2 separate regions of the Homo sapiens genome follow, and region 2 is linked to region 1. A link is a contact called in ENCODE Hi-C or POLR2A ChIA-PET data. All regions are on one chromosome and are shown on one strand. The core of a region is the stretch at or near the end of the contact, and the rest is flanking DNA. Distances in the headings are between cores, read along the strand shown.

Region 1 (5,808 bases), core at 872-3,371:
GATTTAAGGCCTTCAAACCTAAATAGCGGGCCAAAGGCTTGCTTCATTTAGGGTAGCATAAGCATCTGCGCTGAGACTCTCTTGCTCCTTCCTCACTCTTCCAGAAATAATGCCCCTTCAAGAGCCCAAAAGTATAAAGGTTGTCCGGCAGATTCCCAGTGGCCTTATGTTCCTCCCTCCTCCCCCTACTCCGCCTTGGTTTAAAGAAGACAAGAGAAGGCTCCAGAATTGATAAAAGGGCAAGTTAGCAAGGATGTGGCTTATGATCACTAGCATCTGCTAGGCCAGCTCCAAGAAGACCCTCCACTCAAAAAATGAGACCTGAATGCCTGTCTTTGCCCCAGGGCCATAATCCTTGTGCGCCTCTGGGACCCCTTTAGAAATGAAGAGGAACTTTACTGCTGGGACCCTCCTCCCCAGTGTTATCCACTAAAGCCTCAGCAAGCTCTTTGTTTCCAACAGCTGTGGGGGGGCAAGCGGCCTTGGAGAGAGGGGAGAGGTCACTCCCTTGCTCCCCGCTGCTGCCAGAATCCAGGCCCTCCCGCAAAACACACACACACAGGCACGACATCTTCCCTGGGACCCAATTCTCTCTTTCCACACTTTAATAACCCAGGGTTACACCTTGCTACACAAGGGCATTCCCTGAGACCTAATTTCCTCTTTCTACATCCAAACCCTACACAGGATGATGACTCCCAAGCCTCCTCCCCTTTGAAAAGACATAAATGGGGTTCGCTATAGGGCACCCATCCCTCCTCTTCAATGCATACCCCAGGGTGACTAACTGAGCCCCAGGCTTCACACACAACACACAAAAACACAGGGTCACTTCCTGGGCCCTGGGACTTTCCCCGCTCATATCCACAGACCCGAGGTCACTCTAAGCCCCCAGATCCCATCTCAGAACCCAAAGAACACACACGCGCGCGCGCGCGCACACACACAGTCACTCTGCATCGCCAAACCGCGTCCTCAAGACAACCCGTTCCCTTTATCCACACGACCCCCACCCCCGAGACCCCCAGTGCCTTAAGGAAGAATCTCCCCAGCACATCAGCACATGGTCACTCCCCTGCCCTCACCCCGCCCAGCCCCCTCGCCGTCTCCCACCCACCGCACTCTGCACACACACACACAGATCCCTGCCTGGGGCCGCCCTCCCTCCCCTCAGCCTTCACAACACAAACACACGCTCCCGCGAGCACACCCACGACCACACCGGGAGCCCCGGCCGGCCGCTCAGCCTCGCCGGCCCCGGCCCCGGCCCCACCGCCTCCCCACACGCCGGGCCGCCCTCGCCCAGCCACTCGACACACTCGGACGCACCCACGGCCACTCCCATCCCCAGCGCCGGTCCCAAAGCCACACCGCACGCTCGCGCCCTGCCCTCCGCCCTCGCTCACCCTCGGGCCCACCCCTGGGACCCCCACGACGGGGTCTTTCCCAGCCCGGCCGACCGCAGGGACCACGAGGGAGGCGGCAACGGAGGGGTGGGAAGACCTAGGGCCGGCTCCGACCGGTCCTACCTGAGCAGTTGATGCTCTTGCCTTTGCCGCCGGGACAGTCCCCGCCGCTGCCGCCGCCACCACCCGGGGGCTGGTTGGACGCGCGGCTCCCGGGCAGAGAGAAGGCGAAGAGCAGAAGCACCGACGTGTAGCAGCAGAAGGCGAGCGGAGGCGCGGCAGGCAGCCGGAGCGGCGCCTCAGCGGCTGCGGCGCCCATGACTGGTGCCCCTGGACGGCGGGAAGCGCAGGGAGCCGCAGGCCGGGGGCATCCAGCCGCGCGCCCAGAGCCCCGCCGCTGCCTCGGTGCCTCCTAGCAGCCGCGCCGCTGAGCCGGGGAGCAGCCCGTCAGCATCCCCGCCCCACCCGCAGCGTCCGCCAGGCCCGGGCCCGCGGCGCTCGGGACGGAGTCGGCGGGTCCGGGCGCGTGCGAGGGTCGCGGGCGCGCAAGGGTGCGCGCGAGGGTGCGAGCCGGCGTGGGGGACACCGCGGCGAGGGGAGCGGGCGGGCGCGCGCGCGGCGGGCGGGGGTCGCGGGCCGGAGGCAGGCCCAGCCTCTTGCTCGCCTCCTCGCCTTCCCTTTGTGTCCGTGGCCGTTGCCACCGCGTCACAAAGACCCCGGCCCGCCCGGTGAGGGGCGCGTGACGGAGCCGCCGGCGGGAGGGGTGGCTGCGACCCCGCCCCGCGCACACCCCCAGCTCCCGCGCCGACAGCTCCGCCCCCGGCCGCGGCCGGCGCCGCCTCCAGGGGAGCTATTGTTCCTGCGACAGGGCAGGGGCGCGGGGGCCGGGGTTGGGGCCACCCCTCGGCGGTAGGCTGCACCGTAGCAGACTTGTTTGCCGCCCTTTGTGAGCTGTTTTTGAAGCGTTTCCTTCGCCCAGCAGCAGGGCTGGGAATGAGGGCAGGTGGTCTGTCATATATCTATAATAGTTTTTAGGTGGAAGAAACTGAGTCACGGAAGAGGTAAAGGTGACTTGTCCAAGGTTGCATACCAAGAAATGGGCAGGACCAGGATGGGAGCCCAAGTTCTGACTCTAGCCATGCAGTTCTCAGAGATGTTGGGTGAATGGTTAGATTTCTAGGTTCCTCATCCCCACCTCATTCCCGTAGACTCACATACAAGTGAGTGAAAATAGTTTTACAAAAGTCTGTGTTGCCCTCTCCCCCTAACAAAAGCTGAGATTCAGAGAGGATTTTCTAATATACAAGGCCTGGTGAAAGCTCTTTATGTGCATTCTCTTCAATTATTTTTTTACAGGCCTCGGAGGGAGTTTTCGTTCTTATCTCCATTCTACAGATGAGGAAGTAGGGACCCAGAGAGGCAAGGTGATCTGACTCCCAGTCCAGTGCTCTTCCTACCACATCCTGCTAGGTGATAACTAGACATAGGTACTAAGATCATGGACTGAATTGTGTGAAAGTCCTCTGCCTTTTTCATTCTATTATATTGCATCCCACCCCAGAAGGAATTTTAAGTCTCATTGAAAAACTGATCAATTTGATTCATAAAATTAAGAAATGTGTGAAAAGCCACCGCAAGCAAAGCCACATTAGGAAAAATGTCTTCAGTGCAAATATGAGACAATATACTTAATATAAAGTTATATGTCAAGAAGAAAAAGTTAACATAATAGAAAAATAGGAAGCTTGACTCTTATTCACAAAAAGTACAGACAATAAATACATGAAAACAGATTTGAACCCACTAGTAATAAAAGATTAAAACCACAAAACTCTGGCCAGGGGCAGTGGCTCACACCTGTAATCCCAGCACTTTTAGAGGCCGAGGTGGGCGGATCACCTGAGGGCAGGAGTTCGAAACCAACCTGGCTAACATGGTGAAACCCCGTTTCTACTAAAAATAGAAAAAATTAGCCAGGCATGGTGGCGCGCACCTGTAACGCCTATAATCCCAGCTACTTAGGAGGCTGAGGCAGGAGAATCGCTTGAACCCGGGAGGTAGAGGTTGCAGTGAGCAGAGATTGCACTATTTCACTCCAGCTTGGGCAACAAGAGCGAAACTCCATCACACACACACACGCACACACAATTATTTTCCCTTTGGATGATTAACAAGAGTTAAAAGAATTGGCAGACTGAGCACTACTAATTTATACATTTTAGGAGGGCAATTTGACTATGTATCAAAAAACCTTTAAAATATGTTTACTCTTTAGCAATTCCATTTATTGGAATTTATCTAAAGGATAACTGGATAAGCACACAAAAATGTATACATTAGGATGTTCATCACAGCCTTTATAACTTAAATGTCCATCAGTGGGGACTAAAGTACGGTACCTCTTAGTACAATGGAGTATTATGCAGCTTTAACAATGATGATAATTAGGTTAGCGTTTACTGACATGGAAAAAGCAGGATACTGATGAGTAATAGGAAAACCCTATTTTTCTAGAATATATATAATGTGTACACATCCCTAGGAGAAAAAAGTGAAGAACACTATACAGCAATATATTAACAGTGGTTATGTCTGAAAGACCAGCTTATGAGTAATAATTACCTATAATTACCTGTTCTTTATATTTTTCTCTGTGATCTGAATTTTTATCTTTTTTTTTTTCTAACAGGGTCTCACTTCGTCACCCAGGCATGATCACAAGACTCTGTCTCAAAGAAAAAAAAAACTATTTTAAATAGTACTTTCATTATACTTTTTATACAAATAAATTCACATTTTTTAACATTTTATTAAGACTCGCCTCACACGTCTAAACTGTTAGTGGCATGCCAAATGTTAGAACTAAAATTGAACTTCTGGCTTTTCTGAATATTGTGGGATCTCAGGTTCCTAACTGCTAAGCCACAGCTAAGGCTTTTTCTCAGACCTTCAGCAGCTTCTCTGCTAAGGTTGACCTCTTCCATGCTTCATTCCTGACCTGTGTCTTGGCTCTCCAAGCCCCAGTATTCTGCCTTGAATTTTCATTTCACTGCTCACCATAGCCCAGGCAGAAATACTAAGAGAAGTCAACCATTAAATAAAAAGCAAAAAATCGGAGGGAGTGGGTGGCTCACATTTGTAATCTCAGCACTTTCTGAGGCCGAGGCAGGAGGATTGCTTGAAGCCAGGACTTCGAGACCAGACTGAACAACATAGTGAGACCTTGTCTCTACAAAAAAAAAAAAAAAAAAATTTAATTAGCCAGTGTGGTGGTGTGCACCTGTAGTCTTAGATATTCAGGAGGCTGAGGTGAGAGGATCACTTGCACCCAGGAGTTCAAGGTTACAAGTGAGCTATGATCATGCCACTGTACCACCTGGGCACTGGGCAACAGAGCAAGTAAAAAAAAAAATCCTGGGGCCATAAGTCACAAATTAATTTACATCTGCATCTTTCCCCAAATCAGCTAAAACAAATTCAATACAGATTTCTTGAAAAGAACTCTGCTTCAGAAACAGAATTTGTCTGACTTTGATCATATAATCTCAGAGAGGGAAAAGGTTGTTAGAAGTGAATTAATGTAACACCCATGACATGCCTTAATACTGGTGACCCCAAAATATCAGATAGCAAAAGGCTGTGGGACTCACTACCTAAATACCACCCAGTGAATTTTTACAGGATGTAGATTTCTGAACAGTACTCCAAACATTCTAGGTGATGCCCAAGTATCTCTTATTTATTTTAAAGTTGTCTAGATAATTCAGATGCACTGTCAAGTATGGAAAACCCTGAACCTGATCAGTCAGCTATTGCTCCCTAACAAACCACCATAAAATCTCAGCAGCATGCCACAAGGAGCATTCATTTCTCATAGGTTTAGAGGTTGACTGGGGGTTGGCTGGTTGATCTAGGCTAGGCTTGGGTGGATGGCTTTGCTTCAAGATACAGGTTCAGCTGGGTTTGGCTCCTATGTGCTGGTTGAGCTCTGGTTCATTATTCTAGTATTCATTCTGGGGATGGGACCCAGGAAGAACTCTTGTCACGGAGATGGCAGTGGTACAAGGGGGCACACCCAACTGTGCTAGCACTTTTTACACACTGCTTGTATATGTCTGCTAAAATCTCACTGGCTAAGATCAGTCCTATAGCCGAGCTCAAAGACAAGGGATAGGGAAGTTTATTCTCCTTATGGAGGTAAGTGAGAGGGAGTAAATAGGAAGTGAATATTTTAAAACAAAAATCTATCAGAGATCTTATATTGAACATCATTAGTTATGCTCTACCAGAATGTTTTCAGTTCCAAGTAACAGAAAACCCCAATCCAAGTTAAGGTAAACAAAAAGGGATTTATTGGCTCAGGTTTAAAAAAAAAAAAATGCCAGAGGTAGTGCCCTCTCTT
Region 2 (5,548 bases), core at 825-3,324, 120 kb after region 1:
GGAGTGTGTCACTGGTGTTTGAGGAAGGCAAAGAAGCAAGTGTGACTGGAGCAGAGTAAAAAAGGGGAGAGTGGAAGGAGGAGTGCTCAGATGGTAAGAGACTGTGTCAGAATATGGAAGAGCTTGAGAACTGATATGGTTTGGATATTTGTCCCTGCTCAAATCTCATGTTGTGTTGTAATCCTCAATGCTGGAGGTGGGGCCTGGTGGGACATGCTTGGGTCATGGGGGTGGATCCCTCATGGCTTGGTGCTTGTTTAGTGATAGTGAGTTCTCATCAGATTTGGCTGTTTAAAAATGTGTGGCACCTCTCTCTCTCTCTGTCTCTTTTCTTTTGCTCTCTCTCTTGCTCCTGCTTTCAACATGTGACATGCCTGTTCCCCCTTCACCTTCTATGATTGAAAGCTCCCTGAGACTTCACCAAAAGCAAGCAGATGCCAACATAATGCTTCCTGTAAAGCCAGCAGAATCATGAGCCAATTAAACCTCTTTTCTTTGTAAATTACCCAGTCTCAGGTATTTCTTTATAGCCATGCAAGAACAGCCTAAGGGAAGGCCCTAGAAAGGACTCTGGGTTTTACTCGAAGTGAAATAGGGAGCCATTAAAGGGTTTTGAGCCAAAGAGTGATCTGATCTAACCTAGATCTTAAAATAATCACACAGCTGCTCTGCTGATACCAGACTGTAGGGGGAAGAAGGACAATAAGGGAAGCAGGAAGATGTGTTTGCAGGCTTTTTGCAGTGATCAAGAAGCGGCTTGGACCAGAATGGTAGCAGGGGAGGTGTGTTAACTGGTGAAAGTTAGGATGTCTTTAAAGGTAGAGTCAATCTCCAGATGGATTAGATGTGAGGTGTGGAACAAAGAGGCCAAACCAAAAACCCAAAGGTTTCTGCTTGAGTAACTGCAAGGACAGACTTACTATTTGAGATGAATAAGCTGTAGGAAGAGTAGATTTCAAGGGGAAAATCATCAGTAGCTCTGTTTTGGACAAGTTGACCTTGAGATGTATACTGGATATCTGAAGGAAACATTGAAAAAACTGTTGGATACAAGTTTGGAGTTCCAGGGACTTGTCTGGTTGGCAATAAATCTTTCCTCTTCTGATCTAGTCTCATAGCTTTAAACAGAATATAATGCCACATAATGCCAATGACTCCCAAATATTTATGGTTATGGTCGATTCCAGGCAGATTGTGGTGATGTGGCCATATTGCCAGCAAAGGGAGGTCAGGGTTTCTAGCGCTGCCTCTTTATCTCCGATTATGGAACAGGCATGGTTTTAGTTCCAGTGCTTGGGTCTCCCTGGATTTAGACATCATTCCTTTGAATTCCCACCCAATATAATGAGGGTCAATATCTTCGCTAGCTTTACTAAGTCTTAATTATCTGGTGAGGTGTAGACACAAATTTGAATCAAGGTCTGAAGTCCTTACCTGGGGCTCTTTCTTCCATGCCATCATGCCAGTCTTTGTGAAGACATTTTTCAAAGGCTCATTCTTCTTACCTCTTTTCTAGGAATTTTAGTTTATTTCTTTACTTAACTTCAGAAATTAATTTCTCACTTCATTTTAGTAGCAGGAATGTTAGTGCTGAGAAACTGAGATGTTAGGGAGAATCCTTGACCAAGACTTCCAGGCTCTAGATACTAGGTGTGTCTTGCTCTAATTAAGGAAATCTTATCTGCTCCATCTTAGCCCAGTTTAACGTCCCCAGGAATTCCATCTTCTGCAGTCCTAAACTTTTCCCTTTTTCAATTCAGTGCAACTTATACTCTTCTCTGAAAGTGGCTCCAGGTCTGAAGAACTGTGGTCTGGGAGGAATAGAAAAGCATGCTCAGCTATAACCAGGCCCACATCCCCTAAGTTGCCTGCCCACCAAGTTACGGGCCGGACTTATGCGCCACGCTTTGTCCGGGGACCTCGCGCTGTCCTCCCTCCGGTTCCCACAGAGCAGGGGGCTTCCGGCGGGGTACCCTCCTCTGTGGGCGGGGCCTACCGCTCCCGCTCCCGCCTCCCCGGTTGCGCGCGGCTGCGGGCTGCGATCACGTGAGCACAGCAGGGAGGGGGAGGGGCCCTGATTTCCGGGCGGCGGAAGGAGACGCGGCCGCGTGAGGACGAGGCTATTTGAAAACACGCTCCGGGAGCTAGAGCCTGAGGTCGGCGGCGCACGCTGTTGCCCCGTGGGCTTCTGCTCCCTCGCTTGTCTTCTCGGGCTTCTCGCCCCGGCCGCGGCCGGGTCCTCAGGTAAGCGGCCGTCGCCCGTCGGGCCGGGTCCTCCCGGGGCGCGGGACTGAGCGTGGTGGGGCCGTCGCCCCCCGATCCGCGGCCCAAGCGGGCAGGGTCGGCCGTGCACGATTTGCGTCCCCCGGGTCTGGGCCGCGGCGTCCCTCCGAGCTGGGCCTGGGTGTGCGGCCGGCACTGCGGGGGCGGGACCCCCTAGGGCGTTTGCGGAGCTTCAGGTGACTGGGCGGGTTCGCCTGGTTTCGGGTCCGAGAGAGTTTTAGCCCGGAGTGTGTGAATCGGGCCCCACTTCCCCGACTCTGGTCCTGGCCGGCGTCCCTTGGAGTAGGAGGAACGATGGTTTCCTAAAACCCATGGTGTGTTCGCCTCTGGGATGGATGCAGGACCGAATACGGAGTGGGGATGAGCTGGCGTCCCCTGTTCCGTCCTCTGGTCGCCCAGGCGGGAGAGTTAAGCGAGCGGAAGGGGACTACCAGTTTTCTGGGGTCGCCCCTGCCTGGGCCATTTGCTTTTTGGGAAGTCTGTCGCCTCTGGTTGGCCCCTCAGTGGAGTTTGGAGGAACTCATGAGTTTAAGGGTTTGGGGAGGAAATTATCAAAGGCCGAGTGCAGTACGATCGTTCTCTCTGATTTTTTTTGGAAAAGAAGGTGGAAATGAGGAAGGGTAAGAAGGTGGCAGGCAAACTATTTATAGTTGGAATTTAGTTCGATTGAAATCCTAAAAACGCTAGGATCTGCCTTTTGTTGGAATTAGAAAAGACCTACAGTAGGAATGTGTGACATTCAGCTTTGAAACTATTGGGGATCGCAAACCTAAGGACTAGTGATGTGAGCTCCTCCTCTGAGACTGGCGTTCCTACCTTTTGCTAAAAACCGGCTACTGTAAAAGTGGCTTAGTGGGACTTTTTGATTTGCTGTGTTATGAAAATCTTTGTTATAAGTTAAAGTCAATTACTAGTAGAACTTTGAGAGTTCTTCGCATGAAAATGCTTTGTATCCCGTAATAATATTACTAGGTTTGAAAAGTCAAGGAAGGTCAATCAGCCTTCTTAATTTTCCTAACAGAGAAAGCATTAATGTGACTAATACAAAGCGATAGATAATATGGCATGAAGTTGACAGTAGACTGTTGAAGATCTATCAGGTGGTTAATGGCTAAATAGAACCCACAGGAGTGGAGGAGGAAGGGAGTTAATTTTTCTGAATGTCCTGTACCATTTACTTTCGTGTCTAGTACCAGCTAGTAATAAAATTGTAGGAAAAGCTCACAAAGTGTGCTTGCTTAATTAATGAAAACCATTTTTGTATTAAAAGAGGCCAGGTGAGTATCATGGCCTTCTTTTTAGGCCTTATTCCCTCCCACCCACCCACCCACCGACCCCCAGCTTTTTTTTTTGTTTTGTTTTGTTTTTTAAGACTAAGGTAACTAGAGGTGTGGGTGAGATGAAAATTTGGTAATAGGGACAAATGAAATAAGCCAAACTGTTTTGCCACGAAGACTTCCAGTCTTCAGGTTAATTCTGGTATGTTAAAGGTGGTTTTGCAGAGCTCAGTTCTGTGAATGAATCCCTTTTCAACTTCTTGATAAAGGCGTGACTTCCAAACTTTTCTGAGGTACATTGTTAAAATGGGTTTAGTTCCACCTACCTTGCATGGTTCTGTGCAGATTGTATACTGAGGTACACAATGCATCTAGTACCGGGCTTGGTATGTCCTGATCCTGAGACTTGAGGGACACGCACATGTTTATGCTTTGAGCATACGTATTTAACCATGTACCAGGCACAGTTCTGAGTGTTTTACAATTGTGTATGATTATCCCTATTTTGTAGATAGAAATTGGGACAGTGTACAGCTGGAAGGCGTCAGAGTTTGGATAAAAGCCTAATCAATCTGGTTGTAGAATTGGTTCTTAACCTGTGGGAAATCCTACCTCATGGCGATCTAATATAACCCTGTAATTAAGTAAATTTGGATATATTGTCATAGCTGATTGGCTTCTGAATTCCTTGAACTTGAGCTGTTCAGTATTGCACTGGCCATTTTATTAATATTGTAATAAAGGAAACTTTCGTTTTACCCATTTTTTTATACCCTCATGTGTAGCATTGTCACTTTTTATGGCCAGGCACAGGATAATTATGATAAACCAGGAGATTAGCAGAAGTTTTATATATTCCAGAGGTACTTACCCTATTCAAGTGGTGTACAGTATTGTTCTCAGGTGTGGAAAAGGCTTCAAGAAGAATTTAGCTGGTTCCAGGTAGAAGAGGCTATTGTTTTAGATAGAGATTAGCTTGTGGGAAGATAAAGCTGGAGAGGATGGATGGGGCCACATTAGGAAGGACCTCATATGTCCTGCTAAGGAGGTTTTACTATGTATGAGGAATAGAACAGCTGAGAACTCTTGAGTCTTGGTCATGAGATCTGTGTTCAGAGAGAGCTGTTTCGTAAAGGGCCAGTGGACTAGAGAGGAGACACTAGATAGTAGGCAGGAGTACCAGTGGGGAAGGTATTGAATGGTAGAAATAAAGGACTTCTTGAAAGTAGTGGCCTGGAAATGGGTAAGAGACACAGATCAAAGATTTCATGTGTAAGTGCAAGGTTTGGAATGTGGTATAGAGGGGGAGGAAGTACAAGATGGCATGGTGTTATGCCTGAGTTATTTATTATAATAGTGGCTTAGCTGGTCTTTGTTCCTTATCCCCCTATTACATTATATTTCTTTTTATGCTGCTTTTTATCCTTTTTGGGGACCAAGGGGGAATACTGTTTTCTGTTTAGTCTGAGGTTTATTCACTTTTGCTGTGCTAGGTTTATCCCCTACACCTGATCTTTACCTTGTTTTCCTTGCTCTTGAAAGGCCTATTATTCTCCTTGCTGTGTATTTGAATATTACCCATTTTTCACATGCTCAGCTTAGGTTCATAAATCTTTTTCTAATGGTTATAGGCTGCATTAAAGAATAACATTGGTTTTCCAACTTTGTTTGGTATTGCTAGAGAAGTTCCTCCGAGGCTCTTACGAAGCCCAGGAGCACACCAGCAGATACAAGTTACATCTCTAGGAAGTCTGTGCTGCTCTCCTACACTCGAACAAAGGAAAACAAAAAAAAAACACATTTCAGAAGGTTTCCCTTTAGCATATAGCTTGACAAAAGGTTCTGTGACCCAAAAAACTTTGCAAAACCGTGGCAAGACTGTTGCCTTGTTACAGTATTTTATCACTAAACTGAGTTTTTAATAGTTCTTAACAGCATTTTTTAATATTTTGATCTTTCAGCATAATCAGATTCTTGATTACGATTGA

The links. A loop is a pair of places that touch in the nucleus more often than their neighbours do. ChIA-PET counts read pairs that join two places held with the same protein, here RNA polymerase II (POLR2A). Pooled maps may share reads with other maps.
Region 2: a pooled map shows a loop between it and region 1 (11-fold over the local background). The contact joins the promoter of TEX10 here to the promoter of TMEFF1 in region 1. A Hi-C loop is called at or near these places in 1 of 168 maps with a recorded cell type or tissue (gastrocnemius medialis) and 12 of 50 pooled maps. POLR2A ChIA-PET finds 5 or more read pairs at or near these places in 5 of 52 experiments (H1, WTC11 and activated CD4-positive, alpha-beta T cell).

What each region holds. Positions count from the first base shown.
Region 1 is chr9:100,469,462-100,475,269 of GRCh38, reverse strand. It overlaps TMEFF1 (transmembrane protein with EGF like and two follistatin like domains 1), which reads right to left and starts at 2,121. Exons shown (of 10, transcript NM_003692.5): 1 at 1,530-2,121. The coding sequence starts at 1,725. The region is part of intron 1 of MSANTD3-TMEFF1 (MSANTD3-TMEFF1 readthrough); the gene reads right to left. It overlaps LOC124902237 (a long non-coding RNA gene), which reads left to right and starts at 2,380. Exons shown (of 3, transcript XR_007061702.1): 1 at 2,380-2,467; 2 at 2,763-2,893; 3 at 4,096-4,220. RefSeq lists silencers at 1,336-1,495, 1,806-1,865, 2,146-2,305.
Region 2 is chr9:100,349,468-100,355,015 of GRCh38, reverse strand. It overlaps TEX10 (testis expressed 10), which reads left to right and starts at 2,074. Exons shown (of 15, transcript NM_017746.4): 1 at 2,074-2,244. LOC105376177 (a long non-coding RNA gene) reads right to left here and starts at 1,966. Exons shown (of 4, transcript NR_188642.1): 1 at 1,435-1,966; 2 at 921-1,019. RefSeq lists enhancers at 1,747-2,381, 2,786-2,835 and a silencer at 1,896-2,445.